Linked DNA regions of Homo sapiens: region 2 is linked to region 1. The links are chromatin contacts, found by Hi-C or POLR2A ChIA-PET in ENCODE. All regions are on one chromosome and are shown on one strand. Each heading gives the region's core, a stretch centred on a gene start or an enhancer-like site at or near the end of the contact. The rest is flanking DNA. Distances are from core to core; before and after follow the strand shown. Region 1 overlaps SV2C (synaptic vesicle glycoprotein 2C). Region 2 holds the start of SV2C-AS2 (SV2C antisense RNA 2).

The links. A loop is a pair of places that touch in the nucleus more often than their neighbours do. ChIA-PET counts read pairs that join two places held with the same protein, here RNA polymerase II (POLR2A). Pooled maps may share reads with other maps.
Region 2: a loop to region 1 is called in a pooled map, with 2.6 times the contacts of the local background. The contact joins the promoter of SV2C-AS2 here to the enhancer-like site in region 1. A Hi-C loop is called at or near these places in 1 of 37 single-sample maps with no recorded cell type and 4 of 50 pooled maps. POLR2A ChIA-PET finds 5 or more read pairs at or near these places in 2 of 52 experiments (activated CD4-positive, alpha-beta T cell and activated naive CD8-positive, alpha-beta T cell).

What each region holds. Positions count from the first base shown.
Region 1 is chr5:76,173,240-76,177,692 of GRCh38, forward strand. All of the region lies in intron 2 of SV2C (synaptic vesicle glycoprotein 2C), which reads left to right. It also overlaps the pseudogene RAP1BL. Among named protein-coding and RNA genes, the nearest start is that of SV2C-AS1, 92 kb to the left of the region's middle. RefSeq lists an enhancer at 2,872-2,951. Within about 2 kb of position 2,697, at least 3 of the 41 ENCODE cell types and tissues checked have a DNase peak (open chromatin) inside an H3K27ac peak, as active enhancers do.
Region 2 is chr5:76,309,828-76,314,014 of GRCh38, forward strand. SV2C-AS2 (SV2C antisense RNA 2) reads right to left here and starts at 1,802. Exons shown (of 4, transcript XR_001742750.2): 1 at 1,357-1,802. All of the region lies in intron 12 of SV2C (synaptic vesicle glycoprotein 2C), which reads left to right.

The DNA.
Region 1 (4,453 bases), core at 1,447-3,946:
TGCTAAAATAGTGGTGCTTTTAGGATTTACATTATTGTACTCTCCAATACAAAGTATGGGGCATGTTAAAGTATACAGTACACCATTTTCATACATGTACAACATTGGTGGATGAAGAATGTCTCTTAGCAGTAATACTGGATGTAGCCTCTGGTTTTACCAGCTGCATACTCTAGGACTATTATATAAGTAAAAATCTCTCTTGTGATACTGGAAAGTGATTAGAATGTGCAAACTGATATAGTAGCTTTCATCCGCCTCTTAAAGGGTACCACCACAGGAAAGTCCATTTAAGATGTTGGTAGGTTTAACAAAGTTGGAATGCTGGCACTGTTGAATTGGGCAACAGTTCTTCAGACCTGGCTCAGAGCTACAATGCATTTAGTATATTAAAGCAGCTGACATGATGACTTTTTGCGAGCCTTCCCAGGCACTGGAGTTTTTCTGTTAATTTGCCGCACTAGGTCATAAAAGATCTCATTAACATTTATTTTTGATTTTGCAGAAGATTCTAAGAATGCACAGTTGTTCCATTGTCTTGCTAGATTTTGACCTTGTTCCTTCCCTACAACTCTTTCATCTTCCAAGTCACACTTATTACCAACAAGAATCATTGGAACATCATCAGTGTCTTTAACTCGAAGAATCTGTTCTCTCAGGTCTTGTAAATCGTTAAATGTGGACTGTGCTGTGATGGAATAAACTAATGCAAACCCTTGTCCATTTTTCATGTATAAATCCCTCATTGCTGTAAATTGCTCCGTTCCTGCAGTATCCAAGATTTCAAGCATACACTGTTGTGCATCTACTTCAACTTGCTCTCTATAAGAATCTTCTATCGTAGGATCGTATTTTTCTACAAAAATTCCTTGAACAAATTGTACAGTCAAAGCAGACTTTCCAACGCCTCGTGAGCCAAGAACGACTAGCTTATACTCACGCATGATGCAAGCTTGTCAAAACCTAGTACTCTGCGAACCTCTCACGCTGTCACCGGGTCTCTGCAGCCAGCGTCGCCCCGTGCTCCCCGCGGGTCGCTACTCTAGGCGCCACGGCGGTCCTGCCGCTGCCGCGCCGCTCCGGCTGGTTTACACGCCTGAATCTGGGCGAGGTTTTCTCAATCCTATTTTATGAAATCCATCTGCCTCTGGTGTTTATGTTGGGGTGGGAGTTAATAATGAAAGAGCAAAATAATCTCATAATGTACTTGTTCCCATCAGGCCTGCAATGTGTGTCTCTGATGGAACAAGAAAGAGAGAGATCCTGAATCTTCTTTGCCATGGCACTGCCACTCCCACCTCGGGCCCTAAGCACAGACGATGCTATAGACCAGGAATCACCAAGCTTGTCTGTGAAGGCCCAGATAGTGAATACGTCAAATTTTTTAGGCCACCTGTGGTCTCTATCACATTTTCTTCTTTACTGTAGCCATTTTAAAAAATGTAAAAAAGAATGCTTAGCTTGTACGCTGCACGAAAGCATAGTTCGTGGACCCCTGCTACAAACCTGCACATTCTTTGTTACTAGCTAAGAATATGTCTCCAAATGTGGACATGGTCTCCTATCCTGATAAGCAAGGGTCCTCCTGTTCATCTAGCCCAACGCTGATGCTGGAGGCAGGCTTTGGCTCCTGCTTCATGCCCTCTTGGCCAGCACAAGTGCTGATACCCTGTTTACTGCTGTTGCTGTGAATGTTAAAGTCTCAGAGCCAAGAATCTCATGTGTTCTGCTGGCACCCGTGAGCCTGGCGGTCTAACTGACTAAATTTCAGGTAAGGTGAAATCTCAGACCCCTCACAGTTCTTGAGAGAGGCAGAAGGGGAAGGGAAGGAGAGGGGGCATGGTGAGAGATACCAGAAAAAACACTACACGGAAAAGAGATGACCCAAATGAAGAGGTCAGTTCCCCAACCCCTACGCTGGCCTGGTGTTTAAGTCCAGTTTCCATGTTGGCCTTCACAGAATCAGAGCTCTTCTTTGCTAGATAAAGTGTGGGGGAGTCTTTGGCTCCCCCTGGAGGCTAGAGTTTGCCAACGACAGGTAGGACCTGAAACACAATATGAATTGCTCTTTACTGTAAAACAAAAGGAAAGCTGACCATGACGAGATTTTACTCAAATGGCCCAGGGGTTAGGTATAATTCAATTAAAAAGGGAATTTGTCCTTTAAAGTAGGGGGATATATATATATGGCTTTAACTAAAAAGAAAAATGGACACAGAATCTAACAGTGAATGTTTAGGTATTAGTGACAGTCATCATTGTTAAAGTGCAGAGAGAAAATTAGATCTAACACAGAAGAGTAACATGGTGCTAAAATTTCCCCCATATCCCAGACAACTTCCTGTTTGCAGCTCGATGTGCTGATGAGATACTTTTAACACGAATCCTGAGGGCAGTGGACCTTAGAAAAATTATCATCTACAATTGTATGTTAAATTGCTAAGTAATTAAGATGTAAGATCTAGAAAATCACATACAATTTATTTCCAACAGCTGAAATTAGAACTTTCTAAATAAAAGCTAACCATACAACCCAAGGGTTTAACAAGTCAGAGTCTGTTTGGGAAAGCCAGCGTGTGTGTCCCCGAGAGGTGGATTGCAATCAGTAATAAAGGCATGAGTCCAGCCCTGTCAGATCTGTCTGACAGCCCCCACTGCACTCTGTCAGAATCTCCGCATGGGGATGGGTCAGGTTGCAGATGGTGACAGCATCATCCGAAAGTCTATGAGAAAGTGAAGGTAACACAAAGCCCTGGGATCCCTACCTTCCACACTGCTCTGCTTATCTGCACACACAGCTGTGAGGCTCCAGCCAGGCCCCCAGGAGCAATTTGTTATTTGTGACAACCTTGTGTGCATGGTGTTCTCCCTCACCCCCCACCCCAACACACACACAGGGAGCCAAAGTTTACTACGTTTAGTCTAAGTTGGGTTTTGAGATTTAAATGTTCAAGACTTAAGTGATTACCGATGGGGAAAATAGGAAGTGGCCTGGAGGTTCTCAGTTCGGGGGAGAATGGTTGTGCAAATAGAAAACCATGGTAGTGAATCTGCTACCCAGTTTTCTAAGAAGAGCTGCGGTTTTGTTTCATCCTGTCTCAGAGCTTTATTAATCAGCCATATTGTAGGTGACATGCTCCAGGACACACAGAATTTATGTCCTTGTGCTCTTTCCTCTAAGAGCTAATTAATGTATTTTTATTGGTGAGAAAGTTCACTCCACATATTTCTTCTCCTTGCATCATGATCAATTCTCCAATCTTAAAACCAAATCACCCACCACCACCACCCATAAACACCCTCTGCTTCAATCCTGGTCCCCATTTACTTAATTCCTATCTTTCCCCTACTTTTAAAATCTATTCATTAAAACAAAACAAAAGCCAAAAACATCTTTCCTGGGATTGCCTGGAGAAGACTTGACAGGACCAAGAGGGAAAACTTTCTAACCCCCAATCACTGTTTAGTTTATGGCTGGAATTATGGGGGAAAAGTAGAATGAGGTTGCTTTTGATGTTCTTTTGAAATGATTTGCAGCATTGAAAGAAATATTAGCAATTAAGCCATTTTGATTTTCTTTAAAACTGAAAGTAGAGGCCGGCAAGGTGGCTCACGCCTGTAATCCCAGCACTTTGGGAGAACGAGGTGGATGGATCACAAGGTCAGGAGATCGAGACCATCCTGGCTAACATGATGAAACCCCGTCTCTACTAAAAATACAAAAAATTAGCCGAGCACGGTGGCGGGCGTCTGTAGTCCCAGCTACTCGGGAGGCTGAGGCAGGAGAATGGCGTGAACCCGGGAGGCAGAGCTTGCAGTGAGCCGAGATCACGCCACTGCACTCCAGCCTGGGCGACAGAGCGAGACTCTGTCTCAAAAAAAAAACAACAAAAAACAGAAAGTACAGAAGTGTATATATTTAATAATCAATTATATTAATCAATATATTATATATTAATATATACAAATAATATATACAAATATATTAATCTGTATATATGATTCTTAATGCTGTATTTCTTATAGTCTGGGTATCCCAGTGAATGAAATATTTTCAGCAGTGTTTTGGGAAGTACAGAGATCTTCCCTTATATGTTCCAGGACCCGCTAGTGATACCTAGAATCGCAGATAGTACCGTCCCCTATATATACTGTTTTTTCAATATATACATACCCATGGTAAAGTTCAACTTACAAATTCAGCATAGTAGGATATTAATAACAATAACTGATAATAAAATAATAAACTAGAATAATTATAACAATATACTATAATAAAAGTTACCTAAATATGGTATTTCTGTCTCTCAAAATAACTTAATATTTTCAGACCATGGTTGGCTGCGAATAACTGAAACCACTGAAGGCAAAACCGCAGATAAGGGGGAACTACTGTATGCTATTCCAGATATGTGTTATTATGTCCCAAACTATCCAAAATCTTAGTGGCTTT
Region 2 (4,187 bases), core at 552-3,051, 140 kb after region 1:
TTAATTTTAAAAACCACCTGCAGGAGCACAATGGCATTTTGAGGCTGGGACACAGGAGGGACAGTGGGTCTGGGCTGTGGTCAAGAAGGTAATAAGTTCCATTTTGGACATGTTGAGTTTTTACATCAACCTGGGGCTGTCCGATTGGCATTTGAATATTTTTGTTTGGATGCCAGAAAGATACCTGAGCTGGGGATAGAGAGGTCATTCACTATTTCATTCAAAAAAAAAAAATGATTATGGAATGCATATCCTGTGCCAGGAACTATTTTAGTCATTGGGAGACAGCAGTGAACAAAACAGACAGAAAGCTTTGCCTTGATAGAGCTTATATTCTATAATAGTTTGAGGAAGACAGTCCAACAAACAGATAAGTAAAGTAGATGTAGTATATTGGATGGTGCTAAGTGCTGTAGAGAAAAATAAAGCTACGTGGAGCATAGAGAATGCTGGGGTAAGGAGAGTTACAACTGTAAATAGAATGGTCTAGGGGGATGTGACTGTAAAGCTGACATTTGAGCAAAGACCCAGGCAGACATCTGGAGAGAGTGTATTCACAGCAGAGGCAACAGCAGGTGCAAAGGTCCTGAGGTGGGAGTGTGAGAGACCAGTTGGAAGAGAGGCAAAGCTTGTCTGGCTGGAGCAGAATGACCAAGGTAGAGGGTAAGAAGCCATGGGGTCAGAGTGGACAATAAAAGGGCTTTGGTCTTCTTGCTGAGTAAAATGAAATCCAATGTGGGGTTTGGGGGCAGATGAGTGACATGAACTGACTTATGAAGTCCACAGCAAGAAATGTGGCAAGAGGTAATGGTGCCAATGGAGGTGGTGAGAAAGTGGTTAGATTCTGAAAATATGTCTAAGAGAGAGACCTGGAATAGTTCAAGTCAAAGGAAACAGAAAACAAAGGCCTCCATAGAAATAACATGTCTGAGAGGCAAGAGTTGGAGTCTGGGGGTAAATCCATCAACGTAAGAAAATCCAGAGGTAACACAGATCTGGACTAAGAAATAACAGACACCAGAGTTAGGATACCAGGCCAGGAGACAAGAGTTCAGTGAGCTAGAAACTCAGGCTGGCAGAGTGGAATACAAAAAAACTAGCCTGGAAGCAAGTGGTCAAAGTATTAAGATGTCTTGATCTTCAAAAATGGTGTATGACATTGAGAGAAGGCTTTGCAAGTTAGACTTCCCTATAACCTCTGTGCTTAGGTCAGTAGGGCAGTAGTAGTTTGCAGCTGGTTCTCAATGACATTCATTGGACTGACTTGCCCAGGGCTAGAACTCACCTCAGGTAGAGGCAAGATATCAGAACTGTCTGCAGTGGAAGTTGAAGGCACCTCTCTGCTCATGCACTCACCTTGGTCAGTCACCTCTATCTTGATCCTAAACCTTCTTCCCAACTCTGTAGTAATAGCCTGAGATTCTTGCCAAGGCCAGCTTCCCAGTGCTGTGGTACGTCTGCCACAATGATTGAGATGCAGTGGTCGATGCAGTGCCCTTCTCCCCAAGGCTCTTAATTCTTAGGCGTAGACTTGAAGAAGCCAGGAATACTTGTACTTCTGCAGGGATGAGTGAGGTGAAGCGGGAAGACGGAAAAGCAAATGTTGCATTCAGGAATTTGTCCTTGATTGTGAGGCTGGAAAGACAAGATTGCTTTGAGAAGCATTATGAGGAAAGAAATGAAGAGCAGGGCAAAATGATAGACCTTTGAAGTTTGAGCCATTATTGAATATACAAGTCATTGTATAGTCTTTTAACAGTTTCTACATCAGCCCCTCACCTGTGTCAAAGATAAGCAGAGAGCCTATTATATGTAATGTAGATCACAAACAATTGATGTGGCATGAGATTCTTCTAATAGACATGAAATATGAATGTGACATGAGCCAGACATAGAATGGATTTTCCAGCTTGCCGTAAATCTGAAAGGAGCCCCAACCATCTAACATACTGGTGTGGGGGAGCTTCCTTTTCCCTCATTTCTCCGTCCCCAGTCCCTGCCACCAGCAAAATTACTTTCAACCCTCTTTGCGGTAGAACTGAGAACACCAACAGAAGATGCATTTCATTTTTTGGGTTTAGTCTGTGCTGGTCAGCTTCCCTCAATACCCTAACTGGGAAAAATAAGTCAATTTTCCCTCATCTCTTGAAGTCTTCAAAATGAAAGTATATGTAATGACAGGTTGAAATGGATTTTTTCCATCCATCAGGGTCCCTACTTTTCTCTCCCTGCTTTGTGAAAGTTGTAAATCTCTCAAAAGTCATAAATGTAGCTCCCGCGGTGTAGGCCTGTTCCAGCTCATTCCAGTTCTAGGTTTTGGCCTTTATGTTTCTCTGCGTCCAGGTGTTAACTTTCTGCTGCCACTATGTGGCTGTGGCCAAGTCCCCTGCTCACATTTCCTGTGTGCTTATGGCTCAGGGGCCACTTTTTTTTTTTGGGGGGGGGGACAGGGTCTCACTCTGTCACCCAGGCTGGAGTGCAGTGACGCAATCTCCACTCACTGCAATCTCTGCTTCCCAGATTCAAGCAATTCTCCTGCCTCGGCCTCCTGAGTAACTGGGATTATAGGTGCCTTCCACCACTCCCAGCTAATTTTTGTATTTTTAATAGAGACGGGGTTTCACCGTGTTGGCCAGGCTGGTCTCGAACTCCTGACCTCAAGTGATCTGCCTGCCTCGGCCTCCCAACGTGCTGGGATTACAGACATGAGCCAGCGTGCCCAGCCATTAGGGGCCATCTTTACCCCTCCTCCGTGGCGCTCGGGGCCAGGAGCGCACACCTTGTGAGATGCAGCCCACGCTCTCAGGGCCGTCCTGCAACTCTGCACAGACTCCCAGGGCCAGGCAAGCCTGTCTCATGGTGTCGTTTGGCCGCATGTTCCTGCCTTTCTCTGCCTACCTTCTTCCCTTTTCTTTCCCCCTTATGCCCCCTTATGCATGCACAGTTTCAGACATGAGGTCAGAAAGGATTTGAGGATCTGATTGTTCACACCTGCCGATCCCTGAGAGTCCTGGGCAGCTGCTGCCATCACCCAGTGCAGTGGGATTGGTCTCTTCCTTGATGAGCTAAAATCAAAACATTTTCCCAGAATTAAGCAACCCAAGCCCTTCCCTTAGGACTGTCCTTGTTTTGACAGAGTTCTCTTGTTTCCTCCCCATTCTTCAGTTCCGAAGGTCTGTCATCTTGGATCTCTTACTGACCAGCTGTGCGACCTCAGGGACACCACTCAGCCTAGCTGGGCCTGGATTGTTTGAGATTTAAATGAGGAGTATGAAATAAATAGCATCTCAGGGCCTTTCTAGCTCTAGAATTCTCTTCACTGTCGTCATCTGGTATTCTGTAATGGCAATTTCATTCATTCTTTCTTGAATACATTCTACGTCTAATATAAAGATAAATATCTCACTTATTTGTGAAGATTTTGGTACAGAGGAATCTTTCAGCTATCGCGACTAACCAACCTATGTAATCCACTCCATCCCTGGCCCTCTGCTCTGCTTGATTTTTCCTTATACGCCTTATCATTATATTATATATGTTTATGCTTTGGCTATCCAGCAAAAGTCAGATTCATTTTGTCTCTGGTAGTTAGAAGTAGAGGGTGAAGGGGGTGGGGAATATATGCTTCCTGCTCCCACAACCTTGCCATCAGGCAATATATTACAATGGAAGCAAATCCTGCCAAGTGTACTAGCACAAAAACAGTCACAAAGTTTGTTTTTGAGCTCCAAGGAAGTCCATCTCGCTGTCCTTGGGTACTGAGCAAGCCCTTGCATGAAAGGGCCATGTGCTTGATATGCTGACAGCAGGGCCACCAGACTTGTGGGCCAGCTAAACAAGGGAATGCCCCTTTAATTGTGGGGTGCAGGATAAGGGGGCTCTAGAATCTGGAGTCTAGACCAGGAGTACCATTTCACCAACTTGAGGCTGCAGGGCTTGGAGGACGCTTGTATGTTCATTAGGCTAAGGGCAGAACATTCTTTCCAATCATTGCTTATACAGAACAGCACTCACATCATCAGTGAAAAAATCATCTCCGTGGTCATTAACAAACCTTCTCATGCAGATTTCTAAAATGATCTTTAAAGCACTAAGTAACCATCTCTGGCCTGTTGATTCTTGATTAATGTGCTTTAAATTATATGGGTATGCATTAGAGACAATTTATCTATCAATCATATTGTTTA